Regions from separate parts of the Homo sapiens genome. Here region 2 is linked to region 1. Evidence: chromatin loops called from intact Hi-C (ENCODE). Cell type or tissue: adrenal gland. All regions are shown on one strand. Each heading gives the region's core, and the rest is flanking DNA. Links, peaks and the distances in the headings are about the cores only. Region 1 overlaps SMARCC2 (SWI/SNF related BAF chromatin remodeling complex subunit C2). Region 2 holds the start of IKZF4 (IKAROS family zinc finger 4).

Region 1 (5,836 bases), core at 510-4,509:
ACTTTTACAAACAAGGATAATCTAGCCATTCCTTGGCACTATCTTCCCCTTTTCTGACACTAGAGTAAGTGAATAAAATTCCAAAGCTCTCGAGTTTGGGGAAGGACTCCTGCTGATTTAGGGGCCTAAGAGAGATGGGCCCATCTGTAGAAATTGAGGCTAACCTCATCTCCACACTCATCTTGTATCCCCTTTGAGGAGAACTGGGACATTCACCTGGATTCCTCTAGCCAACAAAAGTTCTGGAACATAACACTTACCATGGGGTCCAGGGGGGGGAACCCCTGGTGGGACTGCCCCAGGCTGGGGGGCTCCAGCTGGTTGCTGCTGCTGTGGCCCTGCAGTTGACCCTGCCTGCCCAATCTGTTCAGAAGGGCCCAAACTTCCTGGAGGGGCCCCACTGCCAGCAGGAGCAGGGACTACAGAGGCTGGAGCCACAGCCAAGCCATGGACTGCGGGTGGCCCAGCAGCCCCTGTTGGGGGGATAGGCTGGGAGCCTGGGGGCAGGGCTGGTGGTGGCTGCTGCTGCTGTTGGTGCATCTGTTGGAAGTGCTGCTGCCGAGCCCTCATCTCCGCATACTTCAGCTGCTCCATGTGGAAGGCTTGTCTGTCGGCCAGGAGCTGCTGCCTCTGATACTCCAGCTGCCAGTGCCAATTGAGTATTGTTATCCAATTTTCAGCAGATCCCAAAGGCAAATGCCTCAACCCCTGCTTTGTCTTCTTCTGAAAGAGCCTGCCTCTCAATCAGAAGGTTCCCAAAATCTACATCTTGTGCTTGTGCTCCCTCTGTCCTCCCCACCCGACTTCGTGCAAATTCCCATGACCTTTATGTCTCCTGAGTGCCCACATGGTTTCTTATTGCAATGACTTTAACCTGGCCCAAGCTCACTTCAGCTACAAAGCTTTGAACTTGCCATTACCTTGATTTGGAAAATGCTTCCAGTTCCTTTTGTCAATTCAAGTTCTTTTCTTACTTCAAAATTCACTAAAAAGTCACTGTTCTTAGGAAGCTATCCCAGATCAATTCATTTGCCTCTGAGCTTTAGCTTTATTCTATGATCTCAGGACTTAGAAACTTGATGTGCAATCTCTTTATTTTTTTGAGACTGAGTCTCACTCTGTCACCCAGGCTGGAGTACAGTAGCGTGATCTCAGCTCACTGCAACCTCCGCCTCCCCGGTTCAAGCAATTCTCCTGCCTCAGCCTCCCGAGTAGCTGGGATTACAGGTGTGTGCCAGCATGCCGGGCTAATTTTTTGTATTTTTTTATTCTTTAGTAGAGACGGGGTTTCACCATGTTAGCCAGGATGGTCTCGATCTCCTTGATCTCGTGATCCACCTGCCTCAGCCTCCCAAAGTGCTGGAATTACAGGTGTGAGCCACCGCGCCCGGCTGATGTGCAATCTCTTAATGTGAATTTGTCAGATACTTTAAACCTTCTTAACTGTTTCTGATGTCTCCATATTGTATATTCATTTGATGTCTCCCATTAAACCTTAAGTTCTCTGAGGTCCCTATCTTCTATTTCTTTTTCTTCTTTTTTTTTTTTTTGAGATAGGGTCTCACTCTGTCACCCAGGCTGGAATGCAATGGGGCAAACATGGCTCAGTGCAGCCTTGACCTCCTGGGCTCAAACGATCCTCCCACCTCAGCTTCCTGAGTAGCTGGGACCACAGGCTCGCACCACCACGCCCGGCTAATTTGTTTATTTTTAAAAAATGTTTGGGCTGGGCACGGTGGCTCATGCCTGAAATCCCAGCGCTTTGGGAGGCTGAGGTGGGCGGATCACCTGAGGTCAGGAGTTTGAGACCAGCCTGGCCAACATGGTGAAACCCTGTCTCTACTAAAAATACAAAAATTAGCTGGTCATGGTGGCATGTGCCTGTAATCCCAGCTACTCGGGAGGTGAGGCAGGAGAATCGCTTGAACCCAGGAGGCGGAGGTTGCAGTGAGCCGTGATTGCACCACTGCACTCCAGCCTGGGCGAAAGAGTAAGACTCCATCTCAAAAAAAAAAAAAAAAGCGTGATGACTCACCTGTAATCCGGCACTTTGGGAAGCAGAGATGGGCTGATCACCTGAGATCGGGAGTTCGAGACCAGCCTGACCAACATAGAGAAACCCCATCTCTACTAAAAATACAAAATTAGCTGGGCATGGTGGCACATGCCTGTAATCCCAGCTACTGGGGAGGCTGAGGCAGGAGAATCGCTTCCCAGGAGGCGGACGTTGTGGTGAGCGAAGATCACACCATTGCACTCCAGCCTGGGCAACAAGAGCGAAACTCTGTCTCAAATAAATAAATAAATAAATAAATAAAATAAATTGTTGAGACAGAGATCTCACTATGTTACCCAGGCTGGTCTTGAACTCCTGGGCTCAAGTGATCCATCTGCCTCAGTGTACCAAAGTACTAGGATTACAAATGTGGGCCACTGTGCCCAGTCCCTATTGTCTATTTCTTTTTATGTCCTCCAAAGACAAAATGGTTCAACACTGTGTCGGTCCCATTCCCTTTCCAAGTTCACCTCCTGGATCTGAGGCTCTTACCCTCTCTCTCATCATCCGTTACGCCCATTCACTCAATCACTATTTGAGTCTACTATGGGCCAAGCACTGTTCAAGGACCTGGAGATGCAGCAATCAAAACAACCAACTAGAGTCCCTGCCTCATGGAGCTGACCTTCTGTGGGACTTCAGTCCCCAGACTTCACTTGTGAGACCACTTAACTGTCTCTAACTGGCTGCCCTACTCCTGCCCTGTTCCTGCCCTGCTCTGCTTTGAAGCCCTGTCTGTCTCAGGCTTTCCCCACTGTTGCTTATCTTTCACTGAAACACACACACACACACACACACTCAGGCTTTCCCCACTGTTGCTTATCTCTCTTTCACTGAAACACACACACACACACACACACACACACACACACACACACACACACACGCCCCTCCGATTTTAAACTGAGGCACAGCGCAGCAGGGTTCCAGGGCTCCTGCTACTCACTGCTTCTCGCTCCCGGTCCATGATAGTCTCCAGCTCCTCAAAGTGCCGAAGTTTGATCTCCAACTTTTTCATCTGGGTCTCCACCAGCAGGGCCACCAAAGATTTGATCTTCCTTTCCTCAACAGCAGCCAAGTGCTAGGGAAGGAGGGGCGAGACAGCACATCAGTGGGAGGACCCAACTGAAGACAATACAGAAGAAAGGTAGGGTGGATGCTGGCAGGTATAAGAACAAATTTGCTGTGGTCACAACCCATGGTGAAAGGGCTTGACTTTTTTGTGCTGGGATTATAGGCGTGAGCCACCGTGTCTTTTTTCTTTTTTCTTTTTTTTTTTTTGGGACAGTCTCACTCTGTTGCCCAGGCTGGAGTACAGTGGCATGATCTCAGCTCACTGTAACCTCTACCTCCTGGGTTCAAGCAATTCTCGTGCCTTTGCCTCCCCAGTACCTGGGATTACAGACATGCGCCACCACGCCGGCTAATTTCTGTGTTTTTAGTAGAGATGGGGTTTCACCATGTTGGCCAGGCTGGTCTCAAACTTACAACCTCAGGTGATCCACCTGCCTCAGCCTCCCAAAGTCCTGGGATTACACGCGTGAGCCACTGCGCCCAGCCTTTTTAAAAAATTAAATTATTTTGGCCAGGTGTGATGGCTCATGCCTGTAATCCCAGCGCTTTGGGAGGCTAAGGCGAGCAGATCACTTGAGTCCAGGAGTTTGAGACCAGCCTGGGGCAACAGGGTGAAACCCCATCTCTGCTAAAAATACAAAAATTAACCGGGCATGCTGGCACGTGCCTGTAATCCTAGCTACTTGGGAGGCTGAGGTGGGAGAATCGCTTGAACCTGGGAGGTGGAGGTTGCAGTGAGCCGAGATTGTGCCACTGCACTCCAGCCTGGGCAACAGAGTGAGACTCCATCTCAAAAAATACATAAATAAATAAACAAGCATGGAGGCTGGGCACGGTGGCTCACGCCTGTAATTCCAGCAGTTTGGGAGGCCAAAGCGGGTGGATCACCTGAGGTTAGGAGTTCAAGACCAGCCTGGCCAACATGGTGAAACCCCATCTCTACTAAAAATACAAAGAGTTAGCCAGGCGTGGTGTAGCACGCCTGTAGTCCCAGCTACTCGGGAGGCTGAGGCAGGAGAATCACTTGAACTTGGGAGGTGGAGGCTGCAGTGAGCCGAGATCTGACAGAGCAAGACTCCGTCTCAAAAGAAGAACATGGAGATAGTGTGGCAAAGGGTAACATGGAGTCAAATACTGACAGGGTTGAAAACAGGCCCAATGGTGATATATTTTTTAAAGCTTAGAGAAGGGATGACTAACTTTACCTCCTCCTGAGATAAAAATAAAAAATAAATAGGTCAGCATTATTTAAGGTGTGAGTGAGGAAAGATTTCCTCTAAGTGAGATGAGATTAGAGAAGTGGACATTTTCTTCCCTGAGGTCTTCAAGGTCTGGCCTCACCTTAGCTTTCACTGCGGCGGCGGCCAGGGCGGCGGCAGCAGCGGTGGAGAGGTTGCCCTCGCCAATGTCCCGCTCCACCTTTGTCTTCCTTTCCCCCTCAGACTCCACCACTTCCTTCAGCACTTCCTCCTGCCCTTCCTTTGGCTCCTTCTCCTTCTCAGGATCGACTGGGCCAGGACAAGGGTTGAGTTAGCCCCACAGCTTCACCTCTGTCCTGCACCCCCACCTACCCTTGTGGGAGGCTCACCTATTGGGTCTCCATCACTCTTCTCGGACTCCTTCTCACTGTCGCCTTCTTTCCCTTTCTCCTCATCCTTCTTGGGAGCCTCGCTGGTTTTCTCTTTTGCTTCCTCCTCTATAGCACCCCCTCCTTCTCGGGGTTCCTGAAATTCCAGTGATAGAAAAGGAGAGTTATCAGGGATTAGGGTGATTAGTTCTCACACAGAGGGGCCAGACGGGGAACTAAATTTATTCCTCTTACTTTGGAGGTGATCTGATTCTAGGAGACAACCCCGTCCAAAACCAGCCCTTGCCCACCTAAGCTGAACAAGGCCAACTTCCCCATCACCACAGTGCTGCACGCAGCCCCTGCAGCTTCCAGAAATCCCTCTATACCTTGGGCTCCTTCTTCTCATCTGTGGCCTGGCCTTCCACCCGAGCCTCGTCATTCCCGCTCTCCTCTGGGCCCATGAGAAAAGAAAGAAAACAGGAAATGTTTAATACACAGTCGTCTGTGTCTAACACTTTTCTTTTTTTTTAGAGACAGGGTCTTGCTGTGTTGCCCAGGTTGGTCTCAAACTCCTGGGCCCACGCAATCCTCCCACCTCAGCCTCCTGAGCAGCTTGGACTATGGGTGTGAGCCGTTGCACCCAGCTTCTCCATAACACCTGTTTTTTTTTGTTTTTTGTTTTTTTGTGACAGGGTCTCACTCTTGTCGCCCAGGCTGGAGTGCAGTAGCACAATCATGGCTCACTGCAGCCTTGACTTCCCAGGCTCAAGTGGTTCTCTCACCTCAGCCTCCTGTGTATCTGGGGCTACAGGCGCATGCCACCATGCCTGGCTAACTTTTTTGGTATTTTTTGTAGAGACGGGATTTTGCCATGTTGCCCAGACTGGTCTCAAACCATCTGCCCACCTCAGCCTCCCAAAGTACTGGGATTACAGGCATGAGCCACTGCACCCAGCCTTCACAAGACTTTTTTTTTTTTTTTTTTTTTTTTGAGAGACGAAGTCTTGCTCTGTTGCCCAGGCTGGAGTGCAGTGGCTTGATCTTGGCTCACTGCAACCTCTGGCACCCAGGTTTAAGTGATTCTCCTGCCTCAGCCTCTGAAGTAGCTGGGATTACAGGCACGTGCCACCACGCCC
Region 2 (12,200 bases), core at 8,183-12,182, 150 kb before region 1:
TGGCCATCTCTCTCTCTGTCTCTCTCTCTCTCTCGCCACACACACACACACCAAAGAAAAAGAAAGATAGGTATTTCTAGCCTCGTTTTACTCTGTAGGAACAAATAAGAGTGTGGGACCCTGTGAGTGTGGACAATGCCACAGGCAGAGGGACTCCCTTTCTTTATTGGTCTGTTGACTCTGCTGAAGAAAGCTTTGAATTCCAGGCTTTGATTTGCTTCCTCTTCTTAGAAGAGTTATGGACTCTGTTCTGGAAACAGAGAGATAGGTTCAAAGTTTATCAGACAAAGGCATCTAAGAAAGGGTAGTGCTGATATGAATGACCTGGTCCAGCTGCGGGGAGGATCCACATTGTAGGCTCTGATGCAATACCTATGCTGGGGTAGTCCTCAAGCTAAGAGGCCGTTTCTACTTTAGAGACTTAATGACCATCTAGTTTGGTGTTTTCCTCAGGTCCATTATCTCTGAAAAGAGACATAGGAGGAAGAGGATTATTTATCCTCCCATCCATAAGCCTGTGTTTCCAGTTCAAGGATTTAGGTCAGCAAGACGCAGACCCAAAAACCATTCATTTAATAACCCAAGAAAGAAGGCAAGCAGGGTGGCCCAAATCTTCCAACTGGGGCAAGATTTAATATAGTGTTCCAGTGGAAAGAATCTTCTAATGGTAACTTGGACTCTACATGTCCTAATTCTGTTGTTAATGAGATTGATGACTCTGGGCTTAGTTTCTTCTGTTAAAAACTAGGAAATTGTAGATAATCTCTCAACTCCATTTCAGCTCCAGGATTTCTCAGTTCCTGGAGTACCCCTGCCCTAGACCCTCCACATGAAGAAGAGAGTCTTACCAAATTGGATTATCAGAGCAAGACTATTAGCAGAGAAGCCTGAAAACATCTTTCTGGCCCAAACAACAGTGAACTTTTTTGATCAGCATGTATTAGGGACTTTTGGGCACAATTGCAATCAAAGGCAATTGTTCCTGTCTCTTCTACATTTTTTTTGCTACTGTACCCTAGTCAGAATAGTTCACTGAGACTTCCCTGTAATTTCAAACTTCACTTGAGAGTGCTAACCCTGTTTTGGGCATCTTTGGCTTTAAAACTGATTATTATAAAACTCAAATTGAATTTCCCTGCTCTACTTTCTCCACCCCTGCCAAACATACCACTGAACAGCAGTGATTTTGTGAGGCCTTTCTATAAACAGAGAGCTATACTTGGGGGTACACCCAAAAACCCCAAAAAGTATCATCTCCTATGTATCATATCTAGTGATTTAAAGTGTTTAGTTTGGCCCTTTTCCTTAGTTCCTTATGTCCTGAAATGAGACATGGGAGGGATAGGATCGTTTCTTCTCCCACTCATAAACCTTAGCCTTCTCTCTCTTCTGCAGTCTACATGGGGAGGACAGAGAAGCGCAAAGAACAAGAGAAAAGATGCATCCATCTGAGATCTAAAAGGAGACAATGAGGTGATATTTTCCCCCTGCCCAGGTGTTGTGTTTTCAGCTCTTACCCCTTTTTATTTTAGAGACTGGCCATTCCTAGGATGACCTGGGAATTTATCCCCTCTGCACTGCTCCCCAAGCACTTGGATAATGAAGCTGAGCTGTCTTCAACTGTATTATATGTAGACAGAAGGTCACCATCTACAGCCTGGTGAAAAATGAGTCAGACCTTTCCACTGTAAAGACAAACACATGAGCTGAGCTAAGGTTGGTGGGTTTCCTTCAGAGAGCACTAGGTTGACCCTAAAGATAATTTCAGAGCTGCAAATTGCTTGATGTCTAGGTCTTTTTCCTGGAAAGGGGCTTGCAGACAGTGGCTAATTCCATACCTTTCCCTGGCCCCTTTGCGTCTTCTCCCTCCTCAATTATGCAAAGCTTTGATAGAGAGCAGAGCCAGCTATGTGATTTCAACATATTTTTGCTCAGATTTCACTCAGTTCAGGAAGGCATAGACAGTAGAGGATGATGCTGTGGGTTTGCTCTACTTGTAGCACCTGAATGGCTCATACCCAAGGCACATGGGAAGTTCTGTCTTGTTAATAACTACTGCTCTCCACCGCAGAACCCAGGTACTAAGGGAAAGTGGAGAAAATTTTTCTACTTCTGCCTGTTATAGTTTGGGAATAATAACAAAAACATGGTATGGATCCTTGCCATTCTCTCTACCTTCACCATCTTTCCCAACAATATTCTTCTCATGACCTTTTACCCCCTAGGCCACATTAAGCATGTGTTAAATGACTTTTTTTTTTTTTTTTTTTGAGACGGAGTTTTGTTCTTGTTGCCCAGTCTGGAGTGCAATGGCCCGATCTCGGCTCACTGCAACCTCCGCCTCCTGGGTTCAAGCGATTCTCCTGCCTCAGCCTCCTGAGTAGCTGGGATTACAGGCATGAACCACCACCCCTGGCTAATTTTGTATTCTTCGTAGAGATGGGGTTTCTCCATTTGGTCAGGCTGGTCTCGAACTCCTGACCTCAGGTGATCCACCCACCTTGGCCTCCCAAAGTGCTGGGATTACAGGCGTGAGCCACCACACCTGGCCTAAATTACTTTTTTTTTTTTTTAGTGTCTCAGTGTGTTGCCCAGGCTGGCCTAGAACTCCTGGCCTCAAGCAGTCCTCTTGCCTTGGCCTCCCAAACTGCTGGGATTGGCCCTCACTGCTGCCTGTCAGGGAGCCTGGTGGGAAATCTTCTGTCTAGAAAGGATGCCCATTCCTGTTCAAATGTGTTGTAATGTTGATAGGAGAAAGCCAGGGCCATGGAGGACTCTTGTTTATGCCAAGTGGATTCAAACAAATGGGGAAGAGCTAGGCACAGTGGCACATGCACCTGTAGTCCCAACTACTCATTAGGCTGAGGAAGGAGGATTGCTTGAGGCCAAGAGTTTGAGGCTGTAGTGTGCTGTGATTGTGCCCATGAACAGCCACTGCACTCCAGCCCAGACAACATAGTGAGATCTCATCTCTAGTAAATATAATAAATAAATAAGAACAGGGAAGAAAATTTGTGTCTCCAGAGATTACAATGACCAGCGTTTCCTCCCTCCTCACAGAGATATTCCTTTTGAATTGGAACACTGATTGTTTCTAGTTGCTTTGTATTCAGCTCACAGCTGAATTTACAGTACATATGTGCCTACCCGCCATCACTGAGTGACGGTTATGTTGCTTTATTTATTTATTTAGTGACAGAGTCTCACTCTGTCACCCAGGCTGGAGTGCAATGGCGTGATCTCGGCTCACTCCAACCTCTGCCTCCGGGGTTCAAACGATTCTTATGCCTCAGCCTCCCAAGCAGCTAGGACTACAGGCATGTACCACCAAGCCCAGCTAATTTTTGTATTTTTAGTAGAGATGGGGTTTCGCCACGTTGGCCAAGCTGATCTTGAACTCCTGACTTCAAGTGATCTGCTTGCCTCAGCCTCCCAGAGTGCTGGGATTACAGGTGTGAGCCACCGCCCCCAGCCGACAGTTATGTTGCTTTAAAGCTAATCTCCTTCCAAGATCTTTGATACAAAACTGTCTCATGTAACTAACTTCCCTCTCCTTATACCTCCTCCTCCTGCAATGTGTCTCCAATTGGCAGTGCCTAATTTGACCCAGTTCCTCTAAGGAGACGCTAAGATCTGCCTGGCTGGTTAGGCAGGGGAGGAGGTGCTTTAAGGGGTAGAGAGTGGGAAGGCTGGGCGGGATGTGCTGCAGGGAGACTTGAGCAAAGAGTAAAGTACATCTGCTGATTTGCTCCTGGTTTGCACAGAAAACCAGGACTGAGAACAGCAGTTTCAATCCAATGCCCTCTCACTTCCAGGGTTACCAACTTGGTATTAAAACCAGCTGGAGAGCCGGGAGCAGTGGCTCACGCCTGTAATCCCAACACTTTGGGAGGCCGAGGCGGGCAGATTACCTGAGGTCAGGAGTTCGAGAACAGCCTGGCCAACATGGCAAAACCCTGTCTCTACTAAAAATACAAAAATTAGCTGGGTGTGGTGGCGCACGCCTGTAATCCTAGCTATTCAGGAGGCTTAGGCAGGAGAATCACTTGAACCCGGGATGCAGAGGTTGCAGTGAGCTGAGATGAGATCGTGCCACTGCACTCCAGCCTGAGTGACAGATCGAGACTCCGTCTCAAAAAAAAAAAAAAAAGAAAAGAAAAGAAACAAACAAACAAAAACCCCCAGCTGGAGGCAGCTAAGTACAGCTAAGTACTGATTTTGCCCAAGATGTGTCACAGAGCACGTTAAGAGCAATTAAGCAGGAAAGCTCAGTTTACTGTTAGAAAGAAAGTCCAGCTCAGAAAACAACTCCTTCAGACCTTTCTGGAAATTGTTTTGGGGCCATCTGGGCAAAAGTCCAAGAATGAGATACACTTCCTGAGCCAGTGCTAGCTGAATGGTATGCTTCACCTGTTCTACCCACCTAGTGCTTGTCTAGCCCTTCATTCACACAGGCATTAGGCATGCTGCATGCACACAAACACACACACACACACAAAATAATATGAGCATATTTCTTCCTGTAGAGCCAGCTCGACTTGTTCTTCCTTTTTAAGTAACAGACCCCACTCCCACAGGGATCACACCAAAGGAAAAGATGACTTACCTGATGTTAGAACCAGGGAAAAAGCCGAGTGTGGTGGTCCATGCCAGTAGTCCTGGCTACTCAGAAGGCTGAGCCAGGAGAACTGCTTGAACCCGGGAGCCAAACTCATGCCACTGCACTCCAGCCTGGGCAACACAGCGAGACTCCGTCTCAAAAAAAAAAACAAAAACAAAAACAAAAAAAACAGGGAAAAGCAAGAAAACCCATGAAGGCCTTGAGTAGCCTGGCTTTTGAAAGGTTTAATAGAAAGAGGACACCTCAGAGAGGCAGGCAACTTGTGTTCTTGTTCTTGTTCTATTCTCACCATGAACCTTGGGACAAGTAACTTCACTGCTCTCAGCCTCAGTTTCTCTCAGTTTCTCCAAGCAGAAAACAGGAAAATCCTGCTCACTCTTGCCTCTCCTGCATGGGGAGGTGTGTGAGGGAAGTTTCAAGTGGCACTTTGTGGGCTTGTTTTGTTTTGTTTGAGACAGAGTCTTGCTCTTGTCGCCCAGGCTGGAGTGCAATGGCACGATCTCGGCTCACTGCAACCTCTGTCTCCCGGGTTCAAGCAATTATCCTGCCTCAGCCTCCTGAGTAGCTGGGATTACGGGCGCACCCCACCACGCCCGGCTAATTTTTGTATTTTTAGTAGAGATGGGGTTTTGCCATGTTGGCCAGGCTGGTCTCAAACTCCTGACCTCGTGATCCGCCCGCCTCCGCCTCCCAAAGTGCTGGAATTACAGGCGTGAGCTACCACGCCCGGCTTCAAGTGGCACTTTGAACTTTGCATTCTTTTTTTTTCTTTGAAATGGAGTTTCCCTTTGTTGACCTGGCTGGAGTGCAGTGGCGTGATCTCCGCTCACTGCAACCTACACCTCCCCGGTTCAAGCAATTCTGCCTCAGCCTCCCGAGTAGATGGGATTATAGGTGTGTACCACCACACCCAGCTAATTTTTTTGTATTTTTAGTAGAGATGGGGTTTCACCACGTTGGCTAGGCTGGTCTCGAACTCCTGACCTCAGGTGATCCACCCACCTCGCCCTCTCAAAGAGCTGAGATTACAGGCCTGAGCCACCAAACCCAGCCTGAGCTTTCCATTCATTTTGAAAAACACCAAAGGGCAATTGTGAATCTAATGATTTGGAAATGAAAGGGCCCCTCAATACCAGACTGCCCTCCTTTATCTTTTGATCTCTATCTCAAGTTTTGTGGCTAGTTCCAGAGAGTCTGAGTTCTCTAACAACTGTGGACTTGGGCTCTTCTAATGATTGTTCCTAAGGGACCCTTCAAGGAACCACTTATTGTGTGGCTTGTTCTAGTGGTCCAGTCCCAAAGTTCAGTCCATCCCAGGAAGGATGTCAAGAAAAGAGGGTTAATAAACTTAGAGAATTTTTTTCTCCATGCCCTGGCTTCCTAGGGAAATAGGGTTGATACTAGGAATCTCTCTGACAAAATGTAAGAGAGAATTGCTTTGTGAAGTGAAGGTAAGCGCATGTTTCAGGTTTTCTCATGAGCCTTCAAAAGGAGTCTCAACTCCAGACAAGAATTGGGTGGGGGTGGGGGGGCAGGAAAACAGATACTTTACTCTGTGTGCCTTCCTGCACCCCCTCACCCCCACCCCTACCTCTCTCAATATACCATTACAAGCAAACCAAATCTTTATCCATCTGCCTCAGTGAGATCCTTCAAAAAGACCAAGAATCCCCACAGCAGCTCAGACTGTTCCCTTGCCCCATTCTTGCTTCTGCCTCTGCCTCAGGGCGTTTAGTTTTCATCAGATGAGTGGGGAATGCAATTTTCTTTTTTTTTCTTTTCTTTTTTTTTTTTTTTGTGACCGGGTCTCACTCTGTCGCCCAGGCTGGAGTGCAGTGGCAGGATCTCGGTGCACCGCAACCTCCACCTCCCAGGCTCAAGCGATTCTCCTGCCTCAGCCTCCCAAGTACCTGGGATTACAGGCTCATGCCACTACCGCCCAGCTAATTTTGTTTTGTTTTGTTTTTTTAAGAGACGGAGTTTCGCTCTTGTTGCCCAGGCTGGAGTGCAACGGCGTGATCTTGGGTCACCGCAACCTCCGCCTCCTGGGTTCAGGTGATTCTCCTGCCTCAGCCTCCCTAGTAGCTGGGATTACAGGCATGCGCCACCATGCCTGGCTAATTTTTTTTGTATTTTTAGTAGAGATGGGGTTTCTCCATGTTGGTCAGGCTGAACTCCTGACCTGAGGTGATCCGCCCGCCTCGGCCTCCCAGAGTACTGGGATTACAGGTGTGAACCAGTGTGCCCAGTCATAATTTTGTATTTTTAGTGGAGACGGGGTTTCACCATGTTGGCCAGGCTGGTCTTGAACTCCTGATTTCAAATGATCCACCCACCTCAGCCTCCCAAAGTGCTGGAATTACAGGTGTGAGCCACCATGCCAGCCGCAATTTTGGAGGTATGTAAATTTCCACCAGATAGATTTTTTTTTTCTCTCCTCCCACAGGCTCCTAAAGAGATAATTCATTGCAACAAATTATCACTTTTAAGTGTTCTCAGTTCCCGATTGTTTAATACTCTACTGCCAATTACTGCTTGCCTTCCCTCAAATAGACATTAACCTTCATTTTAAATTCAGACTCCCCCCCCGCCCCCCCCGTCCTTTTTTCTTTTTTAAAATAAGCGTGGTAGAGTAATTGATGAGAGGGTGGGGATAACCATTTACAGGTTTAACTTGTTTATTACACCTTCAGTAGAGGACTTATCACTGAACCCTGAGTGGGCTGCTCTCCTCCATCTTCTCCTTTTCCTGTCACCCTCCCTCACACCACATACTCCAAGACAGAATCCCTTGAATGACTGAACCCAGCTTCTTAATACTACCCCCATCTTTAACTGAGGTATAGAGCCTCTAAGGGGCTGTTTCTTTGCCTCCTCAGGGCTGAGGTGTAATCTCCACCTACATACACGGTCTAATCTCAAAATCAAGGACCACTCTGGATTAAGATAGTGTTTCCACCTCAGAGGCTGGGGAGGCCTGCAGAAGTTGTAAATTGGAGGAAATATTGGGGTTTGTAAATCAGGGTATGTTGTCTTTCACCAGGACAAAGTGTAAGGTTTTTCTTGGAGACAGGGTCTCGCTCGGTTACCCAGGCTGGAGTGCAGTGGTAAGATCACAGCTCACTGCAGCCTCGACCTCCAGGCTCAAGTGATCCTCCCACCTCAGCCTCCTGAATAGCTGGGACTACAGGCACATGCCACGATGCCTAATTTATTTTTATATTTTGTAGAGATGGGATCTCCCTATATTGCCCAGGCTGGTCTCAAACTCCTGGGCTCGAGTGATCCTCCCACCTTCTTTCCAAAGCACTAGGATTACAGGTGTTGAGCCACAGTGCCTGGCTAAGGTTTTTCTTCTTTAGGATAGTATCAGACCATGCTTAAGTGCTCCTTTAGGTTTCTTGCTAACTCAAGAATATTAAAGAAAAGCCTCCTCCCTTCCCAGAGCTATCTTCTAATAGCAGCTATTTTCTTTTTCAGCAGAATCTCTTTAAAATGGACATAGAAGACTGCAATGGCCGCTCCTATGTGTCTGGTATGCCTTCTGTGTGTTCTATTTGTTAGGGGCTGGAAGCAGACACTCTCCTGTAGAGCAGAGCAGAGAGCCTTCAGCCTAGGCACACAGCCTCTAAATGTCCTAGTCACACAGCTAACACTCATGCTTGGTGGCCCTTGGTAGTGTGCAATTATTTTGGTGATCTTACATTCCCTAAATAGTAATTTTCTTTTCCAGACTTCTTGGGGTATAGAGGAAGGGAATAGGAGGGGAATATGAGCAGACATCATTAGAAGAATAATTTGAAGCAAATAGATGGAAACAAGATGTGGTTCCTTCTCCTTTGCTCTGAAGTCACCAGCCAAACATGAAATCCTGTTCTATCCAGATAGAGCGGCACAAGGTTTCAAAGCTCAAAGGCCTGCAAGGGCCAGGTAGTCATGTGAATGAGTGAAGTAAGGTTAGGATAATAAGCAGAAAAGAATGGTGGGGGCTGTCATGAAGTGGAGAACATATGTCCCACTTAAAGGGACAGCAGCTTTCAGTGTCCACTAGAACTTGTCATGCAGGAATGTGTATCTAGTGTGGCCAAAACTTCTAAATTTTTAAGAGATACCAGAAATCCAAATTTTTATATGAAATGTCTCCATTTTAAAATAATGACTCAAGGCTGGGCATGGTGGCTCACGCCTGTAATCCCAGCACTTTGGGAGACAGGCAGATCACCTGAGGTCAGGAGTTCGAGACCAGCCTGGGCAACATGGTGAAACCCCCTCTCTACTAAAAATACAAAAATTAGGCCAGGCACGTGGCTCACGCCTGTAATCCCAGCACTTTGGGAGGCCGAGGTGGGCAGATCACGAAGTCAAGAGATCAGGACCATCCTGGCCAACATGGTGAAGCCTCATATCTACTAAAAATACAAAAATTATCTGGGCGTGGTGGCTCACGCCTGTAGTCCCAACTTCTCAGGAGGCTGAGGCAGGAGAACCCAGGAGGCGGAGGTTGCAGTGAGCTGAGATCACGCCACTGCACTCCAGCCTGGCGACAGAGTGAGACTCCGTCTCAAAAAAAAAGAAATAATAGAAACCAAAACTGGGTTTTGATGTGATGAGTATCCCTATCAGAAACCCAAGCACCATTTTGGAAATGACCTATAGCTTATTTTTTACTCTAAAGTAGGACCAATGAAGGAATTATTGGCATGCACTAAAGGAGATAGCAAGATGGGTCAGACACACATATGAGAGTCATTGGCAACACCCGGGTAATGTAAGGTAAGATGTTGACTCTGACCCCTTTCTTGTTTAAGGAGGGAAGGAGTTGGAATGGGTAAAGGCATTCAATATCTGCCACATGCTTGACAGAATGACAGGGATCAGGTAGACTCATTTAATTGGAAGAGACTTTATTAGAACAAAAGTCATGGCCTTGTGAGGAGCGAGCCAGTCCTCCTACCTCCTGCTCAGTTAAGCCTATTCAGAAAACCACTACTGAGCAACAAGTACACTTGGGACCCTGCTTTAGTGCTGGGGAACACTCAGATGGATAAAATCCAGTCCCTACCATAAAGCAGGCAAATGAGAAACTACAAATCCTGTGGAGCTCTTTTCAAACCTGTTTATGGAGAATATTGGATACTCATGGAGGTGATTTGCTTCACCGTGCTATGAAACCAAGTTTTCCCTGCTTTCAGCAGATTGGCATGTCCTAGATAAGAAGTGGCCTCTGCACAGGATGGTTTTTGAATGGAAGTGGAGGCCAGGAACTCCTCCTCTGTACTTTGAGAATTTTAGATGTCAGCAGCTACCTTAGAAAGGGAAAAGAGAAAGTCAAAGTAAGGCTACCATTAGCCCTGAAAAGTACCCCTCTTAGGACTGGGCATAGCTGCGCTCATCACTGACCCATCTCTCCTGGAAGAGTCATATGGAAGCAGAGGGAAAGGCTGCAGCATGCAGCCCTCCCGAAGCACACTGCGGGCCTCCACAGGCCATCATAGTTCTTCTGCTCCACGCCAGGTGACCTTCCCTCATCAGGCCACTTGATGAAAAGGGTATCTCTCCTGTTCTTCCAAGAGATTTGAATTCCTCACAGAATGTGATTCAGAAAATCCATCTTTTCTCCCCTTTTCTCTTTTTAAAGGTACAGATCATTCCCTTCTGGGGCAGGGAAAAGGGGGAGATAAGCAGGAGTCTATTAATTTATGGCACAGATAACCACCCCCTCCATTTTCCTATCTTTCAAGGGAAACAGAGTTGCTGAAACCCAGCTCCTGCCATTAATTGACTGAGCAGGGCTTGCCCCAAGTTTTCTGAGACTGTGAAATGTTTTAGAGAACTTTAGTAGAAAGGGATTCAGGGGTAGGCAGCCCGAAGTTTCACAGCCCCTCCCACCCCCAAATTCTTGGAATCAGAAAATGTAGTCTTCCAAAGTAGGTCAGTTTGTCAGTGAGCAGCTCCTCTGAAAGGGAAGGGAGCAGAGGCCTTGTCCTGATAGAGGGCGGATTCATCCAGGGCTTTCGGCTGCTGGGGCCCCAGGGGCACAGGAAGGGGGGGAAATGGGGAGACCGTACCAGCCTTTTTGCCCGGGATCTGAAAGGTCTCAGGGCCACGGAGCAACACTAGCCTGACACCAGACTCTGCTGGGCCCTCTCACTGCTGGAAAGGAGGAGGCTGTCAGTCCCCACATCTAGAGAGCAACCTTCCTCCTGGAGGAGGAGGGAAAGAGTTCGGTGGGGGAGGGGCTTTCTGCCTCTCTGAGAGCCTTGAAGCTGTCCGTGTCCTGGGCCCCATGACCTCTGGGGCCTTGGCTTCCCCAGCTGGCAGAGGATTGGGCCTTCCCTAGGGCCCCCCCTTTCTCCCTCCCACCCGCAGGCCCATCCATCTCTCTCTCTCTCTCTTGCACACACTCTTGCCTCTCTCAGGCATTTGTTGTGCAGTTCCTCTTTGTCTGCTGGGCACGAGGGGCAACAGCATCTGCCTTTCCCTCCCTGTGCACACACCCACCACCCACCCCCTTCACTGTCTTGGAAAAGGGATGCTGTAGCCTAGCATCTCCCCCACTATATACACATATACATTCTCTCCAGCCCCCTCCCCAAGCACATCCAAGCGTGCTCTCCCCTCTCCTTCTCTCCCTCTCTCTCTCTCTCTCTCTCACACACACACACACACACACACTCAACACACATACACCCTGGGCTGAGCTGCTCTTGCTGGCTGCAGCCGTGGGCCTCTGCTCACCGTGCCGCTGCTGCTGCCTGCGAAATGACGGCGGTTCCCCTCACTTCCAGGAATCCACGCTTCCTGGAAGGTGAGTGGCTGGGCTCACCCCTGCCTGCCACTGAGACGCAGACATGCATACACCACCCGCACTCCCTCGCCGTTTCCAAGGCGGCGGCCGCGTTCGCACCCCAGGGTCTCACCGGCAAGGGAAGGATAATGTAAGTTCAGGCAGAAGGCGGCTAGTGGAGGGAGGAAGGGGGGTGCTGGGGCTAGGGAGCCAATTCAGTAACTACTCCCAAGCCTGAGGAGATGGAGAGGATGGGGGCTGTGTGTGTGTGTGTGTGTGTGTGTGTGTGTGTGTGTGTGTGTAGCGGGGGAGGGGGCGTTCCTCCTTATACTTGCGGAGGATGGGAAAGGGTGTTTGGTGTTGCTAAGCAAAGACGGCGACTTGGACAGTGGGAGCCTATGGTGACATCTTGATTAGGCCTTGGGGATAGAGGTAGAGCTGCCTGGGGTGAAATGCCGAGACAGGCCTGGGTGGGAAGGGGTAGTGGAGAAAATCAAGGTAAGGAAGAGGAGCCTTGGCAAGCAGATGCCTCAGCCTGGAACAGAGATCTGAGGGGCCTCAGCTTCCTCCCCACAAAAGAGCTGAGGATGGGCGTCTTTCTTTGCTCTTGTACCCACTATTCCCTGCTAGCAGGCTAGGATCCTGCCACCCTGGAGCCCGTGGTCAAGAAAGGGAAAGCAGTTATGATGAGGTGCCTTGCAGAGAAGTGTGGAGGTTCTCCATGTTCTCCAAGCTCATGGCTATTCCCTAGATGTAGCCACTATTTAAAGGTCTCAAGGAAAGGCAGCAGGA

The links. Peaks named below come from ENCODE experiments on the same cell type or tissue, not always from the same donor. Only the 100,000 strongest peaks of a DNase experiment are listed, where the experiment ranks them.
Region 2: a loop joins it to region 1, with 5 times the contacts of the local background. A loop is called at or near these places in 1 of 110 quality-filtered maps.

The regions. Positions count from the first base shown.
Region 1 is chr12:56,165,058-56,170,893 of GRCh38, forward strand. SMARCC2 (SWI/SNF related BAF chromatin remodeling complex subunit C2) reads right to left here. Exons shown (of 29, transcript NM_001330288.2): 23 at 5,087-5,151; 24 at 4,719-4,854; 25 at 4,472-4,638; 26 at 3,003-3,137; 27 at 261-642. Among named protein-coding and RNA genes, the nearest start is that of MYL6, 9.6 kb to the left of the region's middle. In adrenal gland, for the core only: no CTCF peak of the experiment used is centred there; no DNase peak of the experiment used is centred there.
Region 2 is chr12:56,010,022-56,022,221 of GRCh38, forward strand. It overlaps IKZF4 (IKAROS family zinc finger 4), which reads left to right and starts at 11,022. Exons shown (of 8, transcript NM_022465.4): 1 at 11,022-11,559. The coding sequence starts at 11,473. It overlaps LOC105369781 (a long non-coding RNA gene), which reads right to left. Exons shown (of 3, transcript NR_135023.1): 2 at 1,518-1,657; 3 at 71-250. In adrenal gland, for the core only: no CTCF peak of the experiment used is centred there; DNase peaks (open chromatin) are centred at 10,670, 11,660 and 12,140; H3K4me3 peaks cover 1,542 bases; H3K27ac peaks cover 2,953 bases.